3 separate regions of the Mus musculus genome follow, and all the other regions are linked to region 2. Evidence: chromatin loops called from intact Hi-C (ENCODE). Cell type or tissue: left cerebral cortex. All regions are shown on one strand. Links, peaks and the distances in the headings refer to the core of each region. The heading gives the core; the rest is flanking DNA.

What was found. Hi-C counts contacts between places; a loop is a spot of excess contacts. Peaks named below come from ENCODE experiments on the same cell type or tissue, not always from the same donor. Only the 100,000 strongest peaks of a DNase experiment are listed, where the experiment ranks them.
Region 1: a loop joins it to region 2, with 2.3 times the contacts of the local background. A loop is called at or near these places in 2 of 42 quality-filtered maps.
Region 3: a loop joins it to region 2, with 10 times the contacts of the local background. A loop is called at or near these places in 2 of 42 quality-filtered maps.

Annotation. Positions count from the first base shown.
Region 1 is chr3:73,725,420-73,733,806 of GRCm38, forward strand. No RefSeq gene overlaps it. Among named protein-coding and RNA genes, the nearest start is that of Bche, 21 kb to the left of the region's middle. In left cerebral cortex, for the core only: a CTCF peak has its summit at 6,441 (motif pointing right); DNase peaks (open chromatin) are centred at 4,865 and 6,462.
Region 2 is chr3:74,652,821-74,661,207 of GRCm38, forward strand. No RefSeq gene overlaps it. Among named protein-coding and RNA genes, the nearest start is that of Gm6098, 330 kb to the left of the region's middle. In left cerebral cortex, for the core only: a CTCF peak has its summit at 4,559; a DNase peak (open chromatin) is centred at 4,554.
Region 3 is chr3:73,061,245-73,069,631 of GRCm38, forward strand. It overlaps Gm20754 (predicted gene, 20754), which reads left to right and starts at 5,107. Exons shown (of 5, transcript NR_040557.1): 1 at 5,107-5,338. In left cerebral cortex, for the core only: a CTCF peak has its summit at 5,031 (motif pointing right); a DNase peak (open chromatin) is centred at 5,070; H3K4me3 peaks cover 1,708 bases; H3K27ac peaks cover 864 bases.

The DNA.
Region 1 (8,387 bases), core at 245-8,244, 930 kb before region 2:
GGCCCTACTGCTATATATATCACATATTTGAGTCATACATACATGAAAAAATCAAGGACATATAACCTGGATGCTTCATCCATCTTGGCTAACTTTCATAGTGCTGGATGATGTTTTGTATGCTTCTAGAGAAGAAAAATAAACATTAACCTTTTTAATCCACAAAGTCTGTTAAATATAACTACTGATAAGGCATGCCTACTGGGAAATTGTAGAATTAATGTTCTACGGATAACTTGATAGAATTTAAGGCCTACTCCATGAGATGAAATCCATGTGATACTATTATATGGGCCAATAACTTATGGTTAAATAGATCATAGACCTTTAATAAAAGTTAATACTGTTATTCTACTAAATGAACATATTAAAACAACTCCTATTGGCTTATATTACAGTGGTAGATTAATGCACCACTTAAACCTTATCAGAGTAGCAGGTATTTGCAGTGGATTGTAAATAACACAGAGACCTTGGACTGCAGAGGACTAAGAGGGTGTTTGTGTCCTAGCCTACCTTCCAAAGTTCAAGGATTATGGTGAAAGAGAGAGTAGAAACACTGTAAGAGACAGAGGTAGAGGGTGAATTCAAGAAAACTATTTCCTAAATACAACAGTGAGGATATACATATGAACCCACTGGAATTATGACAGGATACACACAGACTCTTCAAGCTCAAGCCAGAAAAAAAAAACAAAAAAAAAAAAAAAAAAAAAACCTTGCTATGGAGTAGGGATTGTGGGCATGAAGACTTTTCCACATCTGGGGTACTAGCAACAATTGATACTGTCTTGGAAAAAATGATTCAGTTTTCTTTAAGGATATGACCCTTGATAATTAGAAAACTCTCCAGGACAATTGACACACCCAAGATTATTTAGCAACACAAACTGGAGTCAATGGATTTTTTTTTTTAAAGAACAAGAATGAACATGGTGTTTGATGGGCAGGGATGTGGACACAGATCTGGGAAGAATTAGAGACAAGAAATGAATGTATGAAATTCTCGAATTAAAAATAAAATTATTTTAAAAAGGAAATCCTCACTGCATATCAAGGATCTAAGCAAACAAGAACAAGACAGACTCTAAATTATCAGAAGGAAAAAAGCAGAAAACACTGCTATATCAGGCAGTTCACCTTTAACTCTCTTGTCCTCTTGTGATAGCCCTGAGGATGTTAACATTCAGCCAATTGAGGTCCCTGCTTTGGAAACTTCCATGTCAGACTGTTGCCACAGAGGTGGGAACCAAGCAAATCTGGAGCCTGGGCATTATTGTCAGAAACTGGCCATGTGTGCTTCAGAGAAACTCATGACTGACACTTCTGGTCAGTTATATTCATAAATTATTGAGATAAGTTGCATGGATATGGCAATATAATAGATGTAAGAGTGAAACAAGTATACAATATTAGCTAAGTGAATAATTTGCCTCATTTCTGTTTTTCATACATTTCAACAAAAGCACTTAAAGTCAGCATTACAGGTGATACTTGAACATGGTTCTTACAGTTGAATTCTGTGATTAAGGTATGGGAAGTATCTTGGGTTTCTTGGCCACAAACCTGTGTTATAGACTAGAAGGCCATCCTATTGCTTATCTTTCACTTACAGCATTGTTCAAATGTCATTCAACATGTTATATAAATATCAGAGAAATCTGGAAGTTTCTTGCAAGATTAATGAATATGTAAAACATGAAGAACATTTTCCTACGAACTGTTCAATGTGCAGGGTTCCCTTTCCTCTGACAGGTTGTTGTTGTTATGAAGAGAAAATGCAGAGTTCAAAAGCGTTTCTCATAGCTGGGTGTGTCTATTGAAACTCTTCATCTGCTATAGGTGGTTATCTACTTTGGAGTTTTGTCAGTTCTGTTCTCCATTGGACTCAATACTACTTGTATTCCTACTGGGTTCTCTCAGGACAGCGAATTTGTAGGGTAGACATAAATCTTTCATCTCGAGAAAGCACTCACATCTGGGATAACAAATCCAGGAGGACACTCTTGACCTCATCAGATACATCTCTAAGGTGGCTCATGCTGATTGTGCCAGTCAGGAATAGAATACCAACAGTCCATGGAATGTACTGGCACACAGGTATCAGTCATTAGACTGCAGTATGCTATTCTTCTCGGTTTGAACAAGGTTTTTGTAAAATTCACCACATTCAAAAAAATTTATAGTGTTTTAAAATCAATATTCTGAAAACTGTCTTGATAAGATTTGTTTTAGCTTAGTAGTATGGTATTTAGTGTACTACATACTATGTTTCTCTAGGACACTCCTAGTTATTAATAACTGAAACTTCTTATAAAGAATACAGTGGTAAATTATGTAGGCCTTTATTAATAGCTGTATCTGACTCAATGAAAAATATTTTATTGAATTTCAATGAAAAAGTGAGCAAATATGAATGCAAAATTTTCAATAAGAGTTTTTATTGGATATTTTCTTTATTTGAATTTCAAATCTTATCCCTTTTCCCAGTTTCCCTCCTGAAAACCACTTATCCAATCCCCCTCCCCCTGTTTCTATGGGGGTTTCTCCCACCCTACCTACCCACTCCTGCCTCCCCACCCTCACATTTTCCTACACTGGGGTATCTAGCCTTCACAGGACCAAGGGCCTCTCCTCCCTTTTTGTCCAGCAAGGCCACCCTCTGCTACATATGCTTCTGGAGCCATGGTCCCTCCATGTATACTCTTTGGTTGGTGGTTTAATTCTTGGAACTCGGGGTGGGGGGGTGTCTAGTTGGTGTCTATTGTTGTTCTTCCTATGGAGTTGCAAACCCCTTCAGCTCCTTCAGTTCTTTCTCTAACTCCTTCATTGGGGATCCCATGCTCAGTTCAATGGTTGGCTGTGAGCATCCACCTCTGTATTTGTCAGGCTGTGGCAGAGCCTCTCAGGAGACAGCTATATCAGGCTCCTGTCAGCAAGCATTTCTTGTCATGCACAAGTGTGTCTGTGTTTGGTAACTCATCCCAAGGGAGGTAACCCAGTCACAAAAAAACACACATGGTATGCACTCACTGATAAGTGGATATTAGCCCAAAAGCTCATAATATCCATGATACAATTCACAGACCACATGAAGCTCAAGCTCAATGTGGGTGCTTCAGTCCTTCAATAAGAATTTTTAATGCAATGATATAGGTATTGTGAGGGCCAAGTTTATGTTCATGGTCCTACTGCAGCAAGGGTTTGTGTTGATGCCCTTGTCCAAGTTACCACTGAAAGCCACGCAGATGTTCCTGGTCTGAGCTGTGCCTCAGGCCATGTTGGTTCCCATTGCCCATACTGCCACAGGAAACAGTAGTGATTTGAGTGGTCCAAGTTCTGTGCTGCCTCAAAGTGCCTTATCTGCATCCATGGCCATGCATCTGAGGGCCATGCTCATGGTCTGTGCTATCATCAATGGCCATGTGGGAGTCTATGGTCCATGCTCCAGCTGGATAGAGAACAACAAAGCTAATTTTACTTTGACCTAGATGACTGATGAAGCACAGTTGAGAGAGAGACAAGGCAGGCTTCTGTAACAACACCTACCTCCACTGTCTCCCTACTCTATAAAAAGTAACATGCAAAAGACAGTCATCCAGGAAAATTCTTTAGAAGTGTGACATGGATACTGAAGTGTACCTGTCCACAATTGATGGCTTCTGCCAGAGGTACAGGAGGAGAAGGACTCAATCCTATTCCAGGGTTTGACCCTTTCTCTAGAGAGTTTCGTCATGCTACAGTGAGTGCAGAGATAACACAAACTAGACTTACTTGTTTTATGTTCTTATTGTTTTGATTCTAATTTTTATTTTTTTAATGTGATGTTTACTTTTTGCAGTGGGAGGTCAGAAAGGTGACTTACAGACAAGGAAGGATGGGGAAGTACCTATAATGGGGTGCATGATGTGAAATTCCTAAGGAATCAACAAAGTGTTATGTTGAAGATAAATTAATAAAAATAACATAATAAAGGCATTAGTGAAACATTTATATTCACCAAACTAAAACCTGTTCTTACTCCTAAGCTCATTCAGCTCATGGTGTAGATGGAAACATTTTAAGTATTCCTTGAAATAAACCATTTTCTTCATTTTTAAGTGAGTTGCCTTGGTAGTACATCACTTACCAGGATGAAGCAGTTTATGGGACAGGTGTGGTTGAGGAAGGACTTATTGACACTGTAGTCAGAACTGTTATATGGGATGAACAGGAACCCTGCCTCTTGCCACTCTCGCTTAGTCTCAGAGCATTGCAGCTGTGCTTAGCAACAGAATGCCAGATGGCACGGAGACATCAATTGATTATTGCTCAAGAACAATGTCACCTACCAGAGTGAACTACAGACAAATTGACAAAGACAACGAAACGCTTGCAGGCCTGCATAAAGCAGCCCTGTAAGTAGATTAATGGATGAATTTTAAAAATGTGTGCGGTTCAGAAATTTTGGTAGAAGTATATGTTTGCAAAGTTAATTTAGGAAGCATGTTTCTCATGATTCTCTTCATCATTTGATATTTCTTTCCTTATCTATACACCTACAGATACAATATTTTTCTTTAGGACAGTACAAAGCTTTAGTTCTGTTTTGAACTGCATCCTTGACCTTCTTTGGGTGATGATCTGTTAACATTATAAACTTGTCCCAGAAAGAAAGTCAGAGAAAAACAGCCTAAAGAATTCTGGAATTCACAAGCTGTCGGTGTGAGTTATCTGTCCACAAAGAATGCCTTTTATGAGTAAGTCTTGTTTTTATAGAAGGCATTTATTATCACATTTGGTATCATTTTCTGCAGCATATCTTGAATTGTTTGCACTCAAACCTTGGCTGTGAGCTGTATCTGATGGCCTGAAATGGGTGCCAGTATTTGAAAGCTACACATGCCTTGTTACTTGGCTAAACTTTGGTAAACAAGTCTTATTGGCTTTTTAAAAATATCCTTTGGAACTTCTTGAGTCGGTTAGCTTCTTTTCAAATTTATTTCAAGGCATTCTAGAACGGGAACAAAAATTCTATTTCAAAAAACATAGCATAAGGCTGCTCTTATGCAGTACATAAATTGTTCAGAAGTATTGTTTTTGATAAATAGTGCGTGTTGATGTTAGGACAAATACAAAATTGCTTTGGACAGAAAATTGATCCTCTCATCCAAGCTGTTACCAAAGTGGATTGCTTGCTGCAAAGAGGGTTTTGCTTGAAAAACCCCAGCTTATTGGGAAAGGCACTTTAAAGACCCAGACTTCTGTGTTTGGTTTTATATTTTATCTCTGATCATGCATATTTATCATTGTAATCGACTTCATTGTCTCACATGAACTTATTTCTCTTAGTGGTATGAGAAGGATCATCCTTATACTTTTCCTAATTTTCTAATTTTTTTTAAATATAAGATAATGTCTAGCAGTATTTATTAGGGCAAGTTCTTCAAATGGTTTCTTCTTGACATGACATTTGAAAGTTTACTCCTGGTCCCGGGGCCAAGTTTTCGTGCATTTTAGAACACAGCCATTCCCATTCTTGTGTGCTCGGGCTTCACTCAGCAGTTGGTGGTCCTGAATTGATGTTTGCTAAGTTGTCCCTGCCTGCAGCTGATTTGACACTGAGGCAGCACTCAGTATCCCTATGTGGCTCCATGAAGCAATGGATCACAAAGCTGTAGGATTTCTGCTGGTTTCTCATTCCATCTCTGGGATCTTTGTAGGCCACAGGTCTTCTTGGTGTAAGCATGTATTCAAAGAGGCAGCCAGGTGCTCCTGTGGCTCCTGCTTGTCTCACGCAGGCTCTGAGCTCCTTGAGGCACATTCCTTCCTTCCCTTGTCCCTATAAGCCATGCTGCTATTTTTGGTCTTCTGTGGTTAGAATAAGCCAGGGAGCAAGACGTTTTTGTTATGCCTGCTCCTTTCCTACCTTGATTTTTTCTTTCCTTTTCTTGTTTCCAACTGGGGATGTAGGTCCCTTATCTGAAACCTTCACACTATCAACTTTCTATTCCATGAACTTGCAGTCCTGTCACTACTTAAACTTTTATTTCTTAAGAAATTCAGTGTGGAGACACCTTACAAGATATCTATACTGTATTCTTTCTACAGTTTGTAATGTGAAAGAATCATGTTAAAAAAAAACAGCAACTTCCATTTTAATATTTGAAAATTACCCTGAAACTTTCAGAAAATATATATATAGCATTAGGATATATGCTCAGACTAAAACATATCTATTCTAAAACTTTAAATTAATTTGTAAATAGTTAATCTGAGTTGAATTTTTATCTTCATCTAAACAATGTATGCTATATAGCATAGAAAAAGTTGATTGTGCCTGGATGGCTGTTGCCTTAATCTCAAAACTTTCAGAGTTTCATTCTGCCCTATTTTCTGTCACTGGCAATTTAAATTTGGCTATATAAAATTGGGAAACTACTGGTTATTCTCCCATCTGACCACAAGAGGGCACTATGACTCATAAGGAATAGACATTGCCAAAGTATTCGTGTACTTGGAATTACAAGGGACACAGTTCTTTACCCACAGTCTCCAATTCAGTGAGTCTGATTTTCTTTTCTCCCAGCATCTTACAATTTTGACTACTAGCTTGGCACCCGCACAAGCTCAGCTTCCTCTTAGCACTTAGAATTCATGTTCCAATTGTGATTTGCACAATGGAATCTGGTTCTTCCAGGCGTCTTCATATCCTGAAAGATGGCAAGACATGATGTGGAATGCATCTACGGCTTCCTAAGTCCTCTCCAAAGTGATGTGGTGTCCATGGTTGAAGCTGTAAATTTTCTTTCAAGCCTAGAGAGTCCAGTATTTTCTTATAAATTCTAAGCTTCATAAATATTTTCAGAGCACACCATTTGGAGAGTGAACTGTAGAAATATGTATCCTACACCTAAAAAGTAGTTGGATATATTTTAGGCTCAGAGTCTGAGGGAGACTTAAAGGTACTATTCTCTGTTCTTACTTCCTTTCTACTCATATATATCTCAAATAATCTCTTTCTGCTTTAAGCTCTCTCTCTCTCTCTCTCTCTCTCTCTCTCTCTCTCTCTCTGTGTGTGTGTGTGTGTGTGTGTGTGTTTTCCTTTGGGATCATATTTTTGGGTTTTAATAATGAAAATGTATACTTGGTATGGGTAATAACTCTATGGTATGGATATAAATCCCCACTAGTAACAGAACTGGCATGAACATCCACTCTGAGACACTGAATTATTAGCTGTATTTATTAATCTAGGCTCACAAATATTCAGGTATTAAACAGAAGACTTACAAAAGTTGTGCAAGAAAATATCAAAGTGTCACATTGGCAATTTGAGATTGAGCTTAGAACAATGTTGCAGCTTAACGGAGAATCACATGTAAGGAACACTCCCTGCGTGACCCTGTGGAAAGTGGTTTCCCTTTCCCCTTGCCAGGCCATATTGAGAAGTGTAAGCAGCATGCCTCATGAGGCACTATGTGTGATGCAGGGCTCAGGTGGGAGATAGTGTGCCCTGTGAATGCCAAGCAGATCTGTAAATCGCTTGGAGCAATGCTAGCCAGGCTTATGCATGACTTTGCTTCTTTTTATGTGACCAACCTCAGTCACATTTCTTATGAAGTACATGGCCACACGTCATTGTCTATGGCTACTGGAACTTTGTCCTGTGAACTACTGTGTCCTGCTGTGTTAAATCCTACCCCCTCCTTAGCTTATGGAGAATGTTTTATTCTCCCTACCAAGCTGTGGTAGCTTTGATACATCAAAGTCTTTATTCTCACTTGTTGGGAGCCGCCCCCACATTCGCCGTTACAAGATGGCGCTGACATCCTGTGTTCTAAGTGGTAAACAAATAATCTGCGCATGTGCCAAGGGTATCTTATGACTACTTGTGCTCTGCCTTCCCCGTGACGTCAACTCGGCCGATGGGCTGCAGCCAATCAAGGAGTGACACGTCCGAGGCGAAGGAGAATGCTCCTTAAGAGGGACGGGTTTTCGTTCTTTCCCTCTCTTGCTTCTCTCTCTTGCTTCTTGCTCTCTTTTCCTGAAGATGTAAGAATAAAGCTTTGCCGCAGAAGATTCTGGTCTGTGGTGTTCTTCCTGGCCGGTCGTGAGAACGCGTCTAATAACAATTGGTGCCGAATTCCGGGACGAGAAAATCCGGGACGAGAAAAAACTCCGGACTGGCGCAGGAGGGATACTTCATTCCAGAACCAGAACTGCGGATCACGTTTATAAAGGTTCCCGTAACACAGACTGTTGAGAAGGATTCAACTGCCGAATTCAGAACTCATCAGCTGGGGAACGACGGTGATAAAGGTTCCCGTAAAGCAGACTGTTAAGAAGGATTCAACTGTATGAATTCAGAACTTTTCAGCTGGGGAACGAGGTAAGTCTGATCTTGA
Region 2 (8,387 bases), core at 323-8,322:
TTTATTTTTTATTGTACCATTTTTCAATTTTGGGAAACTTCTTGCATCCTAGGAACATCCTTGTGTAAATGAAGCTAGAAAGTAATAAGGTAGATAGCCCATCCTCTTCAGGAACCCCTGTACTGTGTGGATAATGTTCCTTGTTAACACACACTGAGGCACTTTTTTTATCTTTATTCTGGAACAGGAATTTAAAGATATTTTTCATTTTAGTGCATTTTAATCAAGAAAATTTTAGGTGAGCCTATATATGCAGATATATAAAATTAGTACTCAAAACAGATATTTCATGATAATAAACCATAAAGAACTTTATTTCAAAACAATTCTGTAGTATACATATATGATTTAACACTGATGAAATGAAAGAAAATTAACAAACAGTAAGATTGACTCACTTATATATAAAATTGTATCTTTGCTCAATACTTTACAGTTCAGAATCCAAAGACTCTTCAGTGATTTTATTATATGTGTTTTTATATATATATATATAGCAATCAAGTCATCAATGCTGAGATTGTAACTTCATATCCACCAATGTGGCAAAAAGTGGCAGAATTATTTTAATGGCCAATTTGAAAATTGTTTGAATTTCTATCTAATTTTAACATATTTTTGTTTTGTTTGCTAATAAGTGTCATAGTGTGATGTGCCATTTCAACACACTCTGAGATCAATTGAAAGACTGCGAATTAAAATGAGTAGGAAGCACAGAGAGCGATTCGTAATGTTAACTATAGGTATCCGCATGCTCAAACGTACACACATACCATATATTCACCTACCCATACCACACAACACACCTACACACACACACACACACACACACACACACACAAACAATAATTCTCTTTAATGATTTTTGTGACTCTCCTGCTGAGACATGTGGCAGGCACCTTATTATTTCTTGACCCACAGTTAAGGCAGTTACCAGTAATTAATGAATATCTGAAAAATCTGGAAATATTTATAAGATGCAAAATTTTACAATGTATGATAATTCAATATTCCACATTTCTAATAAGCAGTCTGATAATACTTTTGTTAGAAACAGCAAACAAAATATGTTTGTGCCTTACAGTCAAAGCACTAAGACTTAACTCAGTAACATATAGTGGAAACTTACATATTATGATTAATATTGACACTTAGGACCTAGCAGAATATCCATGACTGTTTATAGAAAAATATACTTCTCTAGGTGTCAGAACCTTTCAAAAGCCCTCTCGTTGCTGTAAGTATTACAAATAGATGCTCCAGTGAATAGATATTTTTGGAAACAACACGTTCTTGAAGGAATATAGAATTCTACCAAGTCTTAAGGACTCGGACATTAAATTGCCTTTCAGCTGGTTCTCTCCTTGGACACTTCCTTTAAGTGGCACAAAAGTAATAATTTGTATACTCTAACTTTCCCCCTCTGTTTCATCATTAGCAATCATATCTGGAAATCATGTAACAACATTTTACCAAGCTGAGAATCTTTTTTCCTCTGTGCATGCACTGACCACATGAAAAATTGCACAAATCACATTTAAAGTTTTCTTCTGAGATCATATATCCTAGTTACTTTTCTGTTGCTATGAAGAGATACCATGAACAAGGAGTTTATGGGTTCTAAGGCTTCAGAATGTTGGAGTATATAACCACCATGGTGGTTTATAATCAACAGGTGGATTTGACTCTGGATCAGTAGGAGAGACTTTACATATTTATTCTAAATTATGATATGTAAAAAGAGAGCTTATTAGAAATGAAACAGGTTTTGAAACTTCAAAACCCACCTACAAGGGCATACTTGCTAATCCTTCCCAAATGGTTCCACTAACTGAAGACCAAACATTCAAATATGTAAGGTAATGGGAGTTCTTTTCATTCAAATCACCACACTGGGTAAGGAATATGCAGACGTAAAATGATGAACCTACAAACTATGTGTGTTGAATTAATATAATGGTGGAATCCAACAAAGATCTAATGTGGTTGCGGTCCACGCAAAAAGAGGCAAATCACGCCTGATATTGAAAATCTACCCAGTTTCCAAAGGCTTGTGCGGTAATGACCTTAGAAAAATTATGGACTATTGCAATTTTGCTAGACCACCATAATTCCTTAATATATGTAAATCTTATTCTTGTATATACTGATAAATATGACAATCACCCCTCATCAAAAAGGCTTCTCTTTAGAACTCCGGATAAAAACTATGAATGGCGTAATGTACCAATCAACAGATCTCAGAGAATATATTTACATCACAGCTCCTGCCTCGATGGCTTAAGTAACATCACAGAAAGATCATTAGAAGCAGAATACAAATAAGTCTACTGTAAAGCTGTCTCTCACACAAATGAGTGCACAGAGTAGACCTGAATAATGACAATATCAATAGATATGTTAATGTGGCTGTGAGATAATTTCACAAGGCCCCAGTTGTAGACACAGAAGAATAAGTGACTGGTGATTATTGAGAAAAGAAGATGTAGCTATTCCTAGGGATTAGACTCCTAATTGTTTCCTCATACTATGTAGTCATCTCTAAAATGATATATACAAAACAACAGCAAAAAGAGCAAGCAGGTTGTTATGAAATATTTGTAGATATGTATGTATTAGTAGTACATGAGGAAGAAGCTGTTAATTTGAGAGTAAAGTGGGGAACTTAGAAAACGTTGGAGAAGGAGAAAGCAGAAAGTGGTTGGAGGAAGGAAATGGAAAATGGCAAGTAGATAATTATGTTTTAATTAAAAAGTATCTAAAATCACAGAGGAAACGAAAATAATAATTTACAAATCTTGAAGCTCACAGAACTTAATTGTAACTTTCAATGGATTTAGCAGGGACTTTCAGAGACTGTACACAACTAGCAAGGAAAACAAGCCAAAACACTAGCTAGCACACTGTTCAAGAGGTTTTGAGGTTCATTCAAATTGGTGATTCTTTTCATTTCTGACCACATAATTGGAACTCATTGCTTATCTCACTGCCTCATACCTACAGCTATGGACTAGGTTCTAACTCATGCCTGATGAGTTGTTAGTATCTCGACTCCCAGTGGGTCTTATATTTTTGGGCCCTTTCTCTGCAAAGAACTTACACATGGCATATCAAGATATCCACTTCCAGCCTTTAAATTCAGGCTGTCAGGCAGATTTCTTTTGAAGAATTTTATGCAACAGAAATAATTTCCTCTGACTGCTGTGGTATTCTCCCTACAACAAGCATGCTTATTTGTATCTATTTTCTTTCTTTCATTTTTAAAAATTTTTTATTGGATATTTTATTTGTTTACATTTCAAGTATAAACATTTTCCCAATTTCCCCCCCAGAAACCCTCTATCTTGTCCCGCCTCCTCTTGCTTCTATGAGGGTGCACCTCCACCCAATCACCCACTCCCTCCTCCCTGCCTTCACATTCCTCTACACTGGGGCATTCAGCCTTCATGGGACCAAGGGACTCTTCTCCCACTGATGCCCAATGAGGCCATTCTCTGCTGCATATACGGCTGGAGCCATGAGTCCCTCCATGTATATTCCTTTGTTGGTGGTTTACAACCTTGGAGCTCTGATTGGTTGATATTGTTGTTCTTCCTATGGGGTTGCAAACCCCTTCAGCTCCTTCAGTCCTTTCTCTAACTCCTCCATGGGGACCTGTGATCAGTTCAATGGTTGGCTGTGAGCATTCACCTCTGTACATGTCAGGCTCAGTAGAGCCTCTCTGGAGACAGCTATCAGTCTCCTGTCAGCATGAACTTTTTGGCACCCACAATAGTGTCTGGGTTTGGTGACTCATAGGGGATGGATCCCTAGGTGGAGCAGTCTCTAGATGGCCTTTCCTTCAATGTCTCTTCCACATTTTGTCTCTGTATTTGCTCCTGTGAGTATTTTTTTACCCCTTCTAGGAAGGCCTGAAGGATCTACACTTTGGCCTTCTTCATAAGCGTCATGTGGTCTGTGAATAGTATCTTGGGTATTCTGAGCTTCTGGGCTAATATCCACTTATCAGTGAGTGCATACCATGTGTGTTCTTTTGTGATTGGGTGGCCTCACTCAGGGTGATATTTTCTAGTTCCATTCATTTGCCTAAGAATTGCAAAAACATTTCAGTCATTTTGCTATGCATGTTGTTTTGAAACAGGGTTCATGTAGCCCATGTAAGCCTTGAACATCAGGTTTTTCTGCTTCCATCTCTTGGATAATTAAAATAATATAAACATAATAATGTCTTTATAATTAGCCTTGCCATTCCTCACCTAATTATTATTTTGGACATATTTATTTATAAACAGTATTTTTCTCTGAAAAAGTAAATGATTTTTACTCATATTTTTGAGGTACAATAATATTTTAGTAAAAATTAATTTTTTTCTTAGAAAAATTCAGGGCAAGAAACAAGACATAATTTCAACATTAGAATTTTGAAACATTTCATGAAAAATATATGTACAATCTTAGGCTAATTTATATAATACACTCAACCTGTTTTTTTTAGGGTCAGTGCCATTTCTGAGCATATCTAGATTCTCTAAAATGGTTGTATCATACTCCATCTAGTGGGCATAGAATTACTGCTGTCTATAGATACATTCTAAATGTCAATTTGCTAAAATTCTATAAGGAAGACTTCTGCAAGCATTTGCCTTTCTGTCCTTCACTAACATTAATTCAATTTACAACATAATTTTCTAAAATTTACTACTTTTATGATTAGTTATTAAGATTATTTGTTAAAGATTGTATGTGAATTCTCTTGCTTTAGATTTATGCTACATTTTCCTAAAAGGCGGTGATATTTATGTACCTTAATCTTCTGTATCAAACGCTTCAGTTTTCTTCGATTTTCAAACTTCATGAATACTTTAAGGCATTATGATGGTTATCACTCTATATTATTAAGTAAACTTCTTAACCTAAACTGTAAACCCTTTCTGTATATTTTGTTCCTTTATCAATAATTACAGTTATCTCCCAAGTACATTTCATATTAGCACATTATTTTCTCAATAGTAAAGTCTTACTCCCAGAGACAAATATTTATTTCAACATAAAATTAGATTTCAACCTATTACTAGTCACTTTTTTCTCTGTGAAATCATGTGTTTCTAAAGTATTTATATATGATGATATTTTTGATGACAACTCTTCTTCTGTCTATCTGGGGCACACAGGTAATTTTCTTAGCATAAATTCAAGTATTAGCTAATAAATTTGTTTTGAACATTAAAATATATTGTTATCAACCAGAAATTTGTGAATATTTTCTGGGAATGAAGACATACAACTTTAGTTAAACAACATGTAATAGAACACCAATTTAGGCCTGTACACTGGAGTAATTAACATATATAATAGAATATTAGCATATGTATGATGTAATATTAATGTGTATATATTTCTATGTGTATATATATAGATAGCTGCAGTGTTTAACTACTGTAAACACTTTGTGGACATATATTTCTTTGAATAATAGTTTTCAATTCTTTTGAACATATACTTAGTAGTGGGGTGGAATTATCAAAAGATAACCTTTGCTTTAACATTGTAAGAAAACATCCACAATCTTTCTGTATGGTTCATGGATCACCAATGTTTTATTCCCACTAGCATTCTGTTGGTCTTATAATTTATCTACATCATGCCAATGTTTAGCATTTTCCTTATTAGTATTAAAGCCACCCTAGGAGAAGCAATATCTTATTGTGGCTTAATTTCTCTAGCATAGTGATGATATTGTCAAGACTTTGATAAATATATTTATCTTTCAAAGCATAATTTTATGAAATATAAGCATTTTTAGTAATCTTTGACATTTTAGATTATAGTAAAATAAAATATGCTAATTTTCTAGTTATTATCCTCAAAATAAATGGTTTCTTCTGTATTGGAATTCCATTACTGTGGATAATATATGACAGAATTATATACTCCAATCTTTGCACTAAATCAGTAGTGATAGCATGAGATTTATGTGTATTATTTCCAAATTCACTCATAAATCTAAGGCTTCCCACTCTGTATCTTTCAGATGTCTCTTAATATCCATTATTATAATTTTACTATCCACTGATTCTAAAAACCATTGAAGACGAACTATTTCAAGTCTTCCATATGCTGTTTTCATCTTCTTTGCCACATTTTTGAGTCTGAATTTATCTTGGTTTCTTAGCTACTTTTCTATCACTATGTAAAATATTTTGAAAAAGTGCCTTATAGAAAAATAGGTTTATTGTTCCAAAAAGCTTATAATCAATGGCACAAGATAAAAGCAATGGTGGCAAGAGCAGGAAGCTGAGGACTCTCCTGTTGAATCAGAAGAAGTGCATGCTGACAGGAGTCAGATATAGCTGTCTCCTGAGAGGTTCTGCCAAAGCCTGACAAATACAGAGGTGAATGCTCAGAGCCAACCAACCATTGGATTGAGAATGGGGTCCCCAATGGAGGAGTTAGAGAAAGGATTGAAGGAGCTGAAGGTGTTTGCAACAATATCAAACAACCAGACTCTTCAAAGCTCCCAGGGACTAAACCACCAACCAAGGAGTACACATGGAGGGATACATGGCTTCAGCTGCATATGTAGCAGAGGATGGCCTTGTTGGGCATCAATTGGAGGAGAGGTCCATGTAGGGGACAACAAGGGTGGGGAATCAGAATTGGGTGGGGGGAGGGAACACCCTCATAGAAACAGGGGAATGGGAGAAGGCATAGCAGGTTTTCAGGGAGGGAGGGGTGAGGAACCAGTAGGTGGGATAACATTTGAAATGTGAATAAATAAGGTATCCAATAAAGAAAAGGAAAAAAATGCTAAATGAAATTTTAAAAAAAATGTAAAATAACAAAAAGTAAAGGAAGTGAACTGGCAAATGACCTTAAGACATTAAAGTCTGCCTCGAGTTAACTACTTCCTCTATGAAAGCCACACTTTGTCAACTTACTCAATAATGCTACCAGCTGAGTTACAAACGGCTGAGTCTATGGGGAATAGTTTTATTTTAGCCACCACAATTTATGAATCTTCCTTTAGCCTCAGGAAATAACTTTGATACAGCTTCAACCTTGGCCAATGCTGCCAACCAAGTTACCATTTCTGTAAGGACCAAAAGAATAGGAAGCTATTTTACTATTCAGATAAAGCCTTTAATATAACATTTCCAATGCCATAAAACTCTCATTTTCTTCAAGTAAAGATACACAAACTCCCTGGTACTTTGCTTAACAAAATAAACAAAGAATATCTAGGTTTAAAAAGACATAAAAGTGATTTAATGAAGCCAATCATGATCTAGGATGAATTTTTCCCCAGTTTTAGCAAGTAGGATTTTCAGTCTCTGCTTTAAAACCTGTAGTTCTAAGTAATTCAGTTTTAATGTGCTGCAAAACGCAGAACTGTTTATTAACTTAAGTTGGCACTGATGATAGATGCCTTCTCAGTGTGGTCTTTAAAGCTTCTCATTCTCGTTAAGGGAAGAAATTCATAATACAGGAGTAGTTAAGACGATACAAACGGACTTTCCATGCTACCAAATAGATTTGATAACAACAACAGCTATAGTAAAGAATAATGACTGTGTTCTATCTTCTTTATTGGAGAATATTCCTATTAGCCATCATTATCAGCTAAACTCTATTTACAACTGTGAAAAATAAATGCCTATGGTAGTCATTATCAATATGCAGAGACTTCCAAAGTAAATATCTGATAGTTTTAACTGCCTGTTAAGTACCCACAGGCTGTGACCAATTGTTAACTCTTCAGCATACCTTTCCTGCTTAATAAGAAAAAAAATCATAAAAATGCTTGGCTTCTACTCCTTGAAACTGAGTTTACTGTGTACTGTTTGGATATAGGAATAAATGAGACCACTTGTGAGCAGTCAAACACAAATAGGGGTTTATTAAAAAATGTAACTCTGGCTTAAAACTCTGGCATGCATTCAGTAAAATGGTGTAAATAAACCCACTAGTTGACAGCATGAGAAAATGGTAAAAATTGATATAAGGACTCAAAAATAGAGCTTGGGTTCACTTTTCTCTACTTAATTCACAATGAAAAAAATTACATGGAAAAAAATTACTGAGACTGTTATTTTCTTTTATAAGCATTAGTACTATTTGGCAGAATTGTGACTAGAACCAAATAAAGTAACAGATATTTAAACATTCTTTCAGTGCATTTCATTAGAAAATCTAGCATGATAGTATGAACTCCAGAGACCCATGTATTTCAGACACTCTCATATGGAGAAACTGGGCTACAATTGCAGTCCAGTGGTTAAGCATGTGGGAGTCATGTGCAAAGTCATGGGTTTGATCGTGGGCATGGCAAAGAAGAAAGTGAAGGCAAGATACCATATTATATATGTTTAGATGTGATGATTTTTCAT
Region 3 (8,387 bases), core at 300-8,299, 1.6 Mb before region 2:
TGTGTGTGTGTGTTGGGAGAATTAAAAAATGTAAATTATATTGGCTTCTATAAAATATGTGCTTCCATTGTCTTATCTCTTGGTGTCCTAACAAGTGTGATGCTACACGCCTGAAATCACAGCATTCAGGAAGTGGAAGCAGAAAGAACTGAAGTTCATGACCCACAAGGCTACATAGAGAGATCCAGTCAGAGCAACAAAATGGAGTTAGTGTGAAACAAATTAACCCCCTATAAGTAGGTAATAGGAGTGAATTCCATATCTCAAATCTATCTCTAATACACTTTTATTCATATAAAATAATAATCTTGAATTAGAAATTTGTGAAACACCAAGGAAGATTCTCTTAGATATAGACTTTTCTTTTTGGGTTCCATGTTCTTAAGGAAATGATGTTGAAAAATAGCTGCTTCCAACAATATAATCACTCGAAATTAACTTCATAAGGTTAGCATTCATTAAAACTAATATGTTGAAATTGTAGTATCTTTTGTCTCTTTCATGAAAGTACACAAGAATACAGATTAATGATTGTCTCCTATCGTCACCGTCAATTTGTAGAAAACATTTAGTTCACTTTGGAGCATTGTAGATCATTGTAGGATGAACTCAGCACACCTACTCAGTACTAATTAGTCATCAGGCTGGACTAGATTCCTGCAACCATAGGAAAAACACGTGAAGAGTGATTCCTTGTAGTTAATCTTGAACTGCAGAATTGCCTTTCTTTTAATTGCTGTAGTTTCCATGCTAGGGATATGCTAAACACCTGCTGGTATATCTTCGTCTCTGCTGATCTCTCCTGACAAGCATGGCTTTCCAGAGAACAGGGACTGGAGCTCATTGTGGTGCTCCTGACTCGTAGAACTGTGCACAATCCGTAACAAGACGTTTTTGAGAATGTACTGAAGGACCAAAGGCAGGAGTGCTGTCCTTAATGGCATTCTGAGTTTGCATTATTTTCTTCCCTCAAATCAATTTCCTTTGCATGGGCAAGCACAGAGTTCAGAGTTACTGCATGACCTTTTAGCTACAAAACTGGAAACCATCTGACTTTTCTTCCACATAAAACTCTAATTGGACATTTTTTTTTTCATTAAGGTCAAGCACATCATAGATTCCTGGCCAGCGAGGGGGAGTATAACGTTTGTGGCCAGGTGTATATTCCTGGTTGAATTAAGCAGAGCCACCTGAGAGCACATTACATTAGCCATGAGAGGATTTGTGCAGAGACATGAATGCATCTAGTGTATACCATCATTTGGGCTATCTCTGTACCAGTGTTCTGCACAGTTTCAATTTAATGCCTGTACCTTCTGCATCTTTTCCCTTTTCTGACCAAATAACTTCTCTGGGCTCTTGTTACACTCAGTTTCCTCACTGATATAGTATGCATCTATAATATCCCTTTAATAGATACATCCCCATCTTTAATCCAATGTTCAGCAATATAATAGGTTGAAATGAACTTCCCTTGTGTAAGCATTTTCTATTACATATTTAATGAAATGTTAATTCTAGTAACTTTTGGCTATTTTACTAAAACACAGACAAAGTGTTGTGAACCAATACTTATGCAGAGCTGTTAAAAAGACAACAATTTAACAAGTATTTTAAATAGTCTTACGGAAAGAAAATATTATTAACGTGTAGCATGTAGTTAAGACTACACTCCAACTTTCCCCAGACTGTTCTACTTAGCTCTTAAATAATAGCAAGGAACCATGTGAGTCTTTGTGTAGATACTGTTTTTAACACATTCTTGACTGACTCCTCACAGGATTATCTTCATCTTTTCTGCAGAATCTACCCTTTTCTACTCAATAAAATATAACCAGTGTGAAAGGTTTTTGTACATATAATTAAAGACCCTGAAAGTTTTATTTTGGATTGCTTTTTTTTCCCTTTCAGATCTGGTTTAATGGGGCATATATTCGCAGATTGTATTTGTCTTCTTCCTCAAGGGAATATGTTTTCTTGGTGGCCTTGAAGAAACAAGCCAGCAAGAGTTCTAAAGCCCCAAGGAAATGAATTTTGTGACAGTTTTTTGGAACCTCCAAATCAACTATTCCTTAGTCAACCCTCTAGGTAAGAGCACAGTATATCTGACACCCAGACTAGACCTTGTAGGACTCTGAGAACAGAGAACATCTGAGGTAAATCGGGACACTATCTGGTATAGGGAAATTGAGATATGATAAATATATTTCGCCTAACACAGTAAGATTTTCTTTTGGTAGTTTGTTATATGACACCATAAATCTAATGCAGACCCTTATCCTAGTTTGTTAATAAAGATGGACATTTAGTAATCAGTTCTTTTGGCCTCATTATATGTCCCTTTGGCCCTTATACTTTCTTTAAAATTGACATTGTAAATTATGGAGTCCCACCCCTAAATAATGGGCTATTTATAGTTAATGTCTGCTTTGTTGCATTTTTTTCCAGGATTCAGTCTTTGAAAGAATACCCATGTACTTACCCAAACTCAGAAAGGGCAGGCATAAGTTTGGGAGGGAAAAATAGTTGGGATTGTAGGAGAAGAATTGAAGGAGAAAGAATGGGAGTAGAGTTGATCGAAATATCAAAATATTTTAAAAGAAGAAAAGAAATAACTTTGTCTTGTCTAAATATCAATTTAGAGATTTATATTTTCTCACTTTATGTTCCCTGATCTGAGTATAGTAAAAGCTTTCTTCTCTTCTTGAAGGACCAGAGGTATCCATAAGAACTCCTTTTGCTTTTTATTTTTATTGGTTATTTTATTTATTTGCATTTCAAATGTTATCCCCTTTTTCAGTTTCCCCTTCACAAGTCCCCTACCCTTTACTGCCCCCCTGCTTCTATGAGGATGCTTCCCCACCCACCCACTCCAGCCTTACCTGCCCTATACTGGGGAATGATCCTTCACAGCTCCAAGGGCCTCCCCTCCCATTGATGCCTGACAAGTCCAGGAGGAGATAGGTGAAAGACTGAAGGAGCTGAAGGCATTTGCAACCCCATAAAGAACAACAATATCAACCAACCAGAGCCCCCCCCCCCCCCCAGCTCCCATGGACTAAACCTCCGACAAAAGAGTATGCATGGAGGGACCCATACCTCCTGCTGCTTGTATAGCAGAACTTCTTTTTAGCCCACAGCCACCTCTTCTGAAAGAAACAACACCTCACACTCTGTCTTTCCAGGTTCTGTTGCAGACAAAGACAGACTAAATGTCTTTGGCTATGTGATTCAGAAGTAAACGTATCTTTTTAAGGTTCTCTTTACACAAAGAATATATAAGTTATTATTTTAACAGAATTACTCATCAAATTTGCAGAAATGTTTGCATAAACACTGACCATAGAAGCATCAAACATTAAAGAAAATGTTTTCTCTAAATTTATCTACATGCTTCTATTAAATGTTTAGATAAGATATTTTGATAAATATTAAATATATTTGTTTGTCTACTGTTTCTTTGCTAGTTACAAATTTCCAAAAGGTTCTGCTTACAGTGTTATGCTGAAACTCTGATTATCTCGGCTGTCTAAGAGTTTCCACACATCACTAGACTGTACAGCATAGAAGTCATGTAATTTAGGATATAATTAGCTAAGAAATTCTCATTCTTAATAGTTTATGTGTGAAGGGTATAGAGAGCAGACAACAGATGTTTAGATCTTACCACAACAAGTATTTTCTAAAGCCATCGCAAGCTCACCAAAAGTTATGGTTTTAAACATACTCATATAAAATTAAAAAGTATTTTAATTAAATATGTTAGGAAAAAACATTCAATCATAATATGAAATAAACAACTCAGTTGAAAGACCAATTAAGCAATTTCTACCTTTATTCTGATGTACATTTTTAATTCCTGCCTTAAATTGTGGTAATTAAGAATTTCTATTTCCCAAAAGAGCCTTGCGGAGTACAGAAGTTAACGATGATTCATAATTTTCAAGAAAAATACACTATCTCTATAGACAAATTTCTTGTTAAGTAGCTTCAATGCAAAAATGTAAAGGAAAAAAAGTACTCCTAAATTTTGATCTATGGTGGAATCTACCTGATAGGATCCTCAAAGAATGACTGATCCACTCTGCAGGCAATAGAGAAATATGCAGTAATCAGATTTCTACTAGACATTACAGTGGAAAAACTTCTAAATATTTGATTTACATAACAGTGCTTAAAACTTGATATTCTTTACTGGAAGAGCCTTTAAAGGGACACTGGAGATAATTGAAGACACCACTGTTGGAATTTGGAAATCTTATTACCCCTGGTCACAGGAACTAGGGGAAACCGCTTCTATCTTGTTACCATACTCATCTGGTTACTATGTTACATTTCTACTGGTAAGGTCTGTGACTGTTTTAAAGTAACAGCCCATTTTAACCTGCTTCTGTTCTCTGTGAAGGCACCAGATTTCTGTTTTGCAAAGCTGTCTTTGAGTTAAGTATCAAAGATGTGGAAATTTCTGGTAGCAGCCTGTGTGATGATTATTTTACTTTGAGATGGATCGCCAAGAAGTGGAAAATTAAATTGAACTCTTGTGGAATTTATGCATGTATGAAATAATTGTATTTTTATTTTATTGTAAAACATGAAAGCAATAAATTTTATAGAAATTCACAGGGATCTGAATGATACCCTCTATGAACGTTTCTGACGATCTCTTCTTCTCTCTCTCTCCTCTCTCTCCTGTCTCTCTCCTCTTTCTCTCCTCTCTCTCCATCCTCTCGCTCATCCTTTTCATCCTCTCTCCCCCTCCCTTCTTTCTTTTTCTAGCTCCCTCTCTCTTCCTTTTTCCCTCTTCCTTCCCCAGTCCCTTGCTCCCTCCCTCTCTCTCACCCTCTCTCCGCCTCTTCCTCTCTCCTTCCCTCCATCTCTTTTATCCTCCTTTTATGTCTTTCTGCTTTTTTTTTCTGTTTCTTATCAGCGAAGTGTGTAAATAAAGCAGTATGCTGCCTATTTAACAAAGAATTTGCTGACATTTCTTGTTCCACCCATAGCTGTTAAAAATTCGCTGTAGTTTCGTGGAGCAGCCTCCAGATGGCGAGCTAGAGTGCATTCTCAGCCCAGAGAGTGGCCAGTTGCCCGCCGCTGAGAATGAAGCTCAGAGCATTTGGGCTTAAGCCGGTTCAGCTCAGAGGTGGGTTTCGGAAGTCTGTGGCGGACCACCGCAGCAAGTCATCACTCAGCGTACAAGCCTTTCCATTTCTGAAAATATAAAGAACTTAAGCATGCGGCGTTCGGAGTGTAGATTGCTTTGAGGTATTTCAAAGCAGCGCTGATCATGGGCAGAGGAGCTGATATGTGCAACAGAAACTACTCACTGGAACTCTTCTGGGTATGAACTGGTCTGATGATCCTTTGTGTGTCAACTGTTCTGTGTCCTGAATTGTGCCTATATGTAGATATTCATTTCATTGTGACTAAGATAATGGGAGCTTGTCGGGGATCACATTGTTTCTTTCTTTTCTTTCTTTCTTTCTTTTTTTTTTTTTTTTCTAAAGAGTGATACAATGGAAGCTTTACAAAAAAAGTGTCTATTGAGGAAAATAAGACGTAAATTATAGCCTAAGTTACACATAATAATGATGCTAAAATATTTTACTAAATATTTCCTTTTTAGAAAAAGAAAGAAACTCAAATTGTTTTGCTGTAGTTTTTGTCCAGGTACTACTTTTAAGAGACAATAGAAAGGAATGTTTCACTATTATGGATCGAACATTGAAATAGTTCTATGTACAGGTGTGAACGTAGCCACACCTGTAAATCCTCAATGTTTTCATAGCTGCACTCCAAAAGGGGCACTGTGTACCTGTGAAAACACCAGGACTAAATGTATACATGCATGTACATTTTGTATGGTGTAATGTTCTCTGAGATGTGTTCTGTTTTGTATGCAAACTAACATATGGGTTCCAAATGCAAAGATGACATTGCACAGTCTCTGCACATGGCTGGACATTTGTGACTTCTCACCTTATTTATGCCTAGATAACTTAGAAAGCCCGTCAAACATTGATTGTAAGTTAATTGGAAATGACAAGGATATACTTGTTTTGCTGTTGTACTTTAAATTGCCCGTGTTTCATCCAGCTCTGCCTTTAGTTTTCTGTGCTTTAACATTCTGAGAAAAGATTGCTTTTATGGTCCGAATGCAAATTATTGTATGAGGTGACTAAATTGGCACAAGGTGCATAGTCTTATAAATATGGATGCTTTCCATCCAGGGTTGTATGTGATGTTCCTGGTAGTTTTAACAGGAGAGTTATGACTGTGAGTTTACGTGACAAACAAACCAGAAAAGTGAAACACGCAAAGGTTCAGAAATACGTGTTAACAAGTGAGGCTGGAATTACTTATTATCGTTACTCTAACTTTGAGTCAGAGCACACTTACCCTCCTACAAATTCCTTGAGAAGCTTACCCATGGAGTAGCAACTGAATTTCCCACTCTGCCATTAAAAACAAAGAAACAACAAACATCATCACCCTTTGATCTTAGAGATATAACACACACAAGAATGCCTAAGATGCTCTGACAAGTTAGAGACTTTTGAGACCCTGCCCTCAAAGGGTTGCCAGTGAAGTCGCTAAGTTGGGCATGTTCAAGAATAGGAGTGCACAGTAAAATCCAAACAAAAACCAAATGCTAATACAAAGTGGACAAACCTGAGGTGTATAAAATTGGAGTACAGTAAGATACCTGGGCTGGGGAAACTAGTAAAGATTTCTGATAAGTAGTCTTCCTGTCAAAAAATCTGTGGGAAACACTCTTGGGGAGTTGTGAAATGCCAGAAAAACAATTCATGCAGGCATTCACATGATGTTGAGTACTTCTCTTTCAGGCCAGTGGTGACCTGGAACTAGGTGGTGGAGTGAATGTCACAAGCTTCTGCACAGTTTGCTCATTCATTTACTCCCACTACAGTAAACATAAATATTCAGTAGCCTTACAATGGCTTAATGTGCTGCATAGCAAGCAGTAAGAACTGGAAGGAAGGTTCAGGCAATTATAGGCTTCTCTTCATCATACCAAGACATACTTTCGAAGGAGTTTTATTGTTTTTGAATGGATTTACTCATGGGTTGGAAATTGTTTGTAAAAGTTTATCTCTACCAATGAGAGAAAAAAGTAAAGCATCAATGTTGAAATGGAGATACCATAAGAACTCTTTCATTACTCTGTATTCTTTTCTTTCTTTCTTTTTTTTTTACTGAGTCAAAGAATTGATTTATTTTTTTATTAGACATTTTCTTTATATACATTTTAAATTTTATCCCAAAATTCCCCTATACCCTCCCTCTGCCCTGCTCTCCTACCCACCCACTCCCACTTCTTGGCCCTGGCTTTTCCCGTACTGGGGCATATAAAGTTTGCAATACCAAGGGGCCTCTCTTCCCAGTGATGGCCGACTAGGCCATCTTCTGCTACATATGCAGCTAGAGACACGAGCTCTGGGGGTATTGGTTACTTCATGTTGTTGTTCAAGTTATGAAACAAATGGATTTAAATTACTCTGTATTCTTGATGCTCGCACATGAAATATGTCCTCCAACATCCAACTTCAATATCTTGGAGTTATTGTTTTATTAAAACCAAGTCATGATTCAAGTGGTTCCAAACAGGTTCCTGGAATTGCCACAACGGACTTGGAATTTTATTCCATTTACACTTTATTTGTTTTTACTAGTTTAACCCTCAGTTTTTAAAATGTTGTGAGGATAATCACAAACTGCGATGATTCGGGGATAATTTACCAGTTCATCCCCATATATCTACTAAAGCCATAGTTTGATATGAGATAAAGGCAGAGAAGCAAGTGGAGAACTGCAGGAAGACTTTGTATCCCAAAATGTACGTCCCTACGTATGAGAACACTTCAATATATTGGCCCGCCAATGACTTTGAGTAGAATGAACGCTCTACTCTTCCGTCTAACTCCTCTGTTATAAAGTGATCAGTGGAGAGACCTTTAGCTCGCTGCTTCCATGGTATTCTGGGAGGTTGAACTTCATGACTGTGATAACAGCCCCTGTTCTCAAGAGGCATTTCCTTTTCTTCTGCTTCGTATTAATGATATCTGTGTTTTGTATGGACACAGTCATAAGTATGAGAAAACTAGGTAATAGTTTTGTTAATATAAATATAGGTTATATTACTTGAGATGATGATACTAAATAAGGAGTAAGTGCAATTTACACATGGGAATACTTTAACAATGAGAAATGAATGCATATCATATGCTATGTAGAAATGCCTAATACCCATCAATGCTGAGACAACAACCATATATATATATATATATATATATATATATATATATATATATATATATGCACCTGGAGATGGCCCCATTACACAAGAGAGAATTTCTCTCTACAAAGAT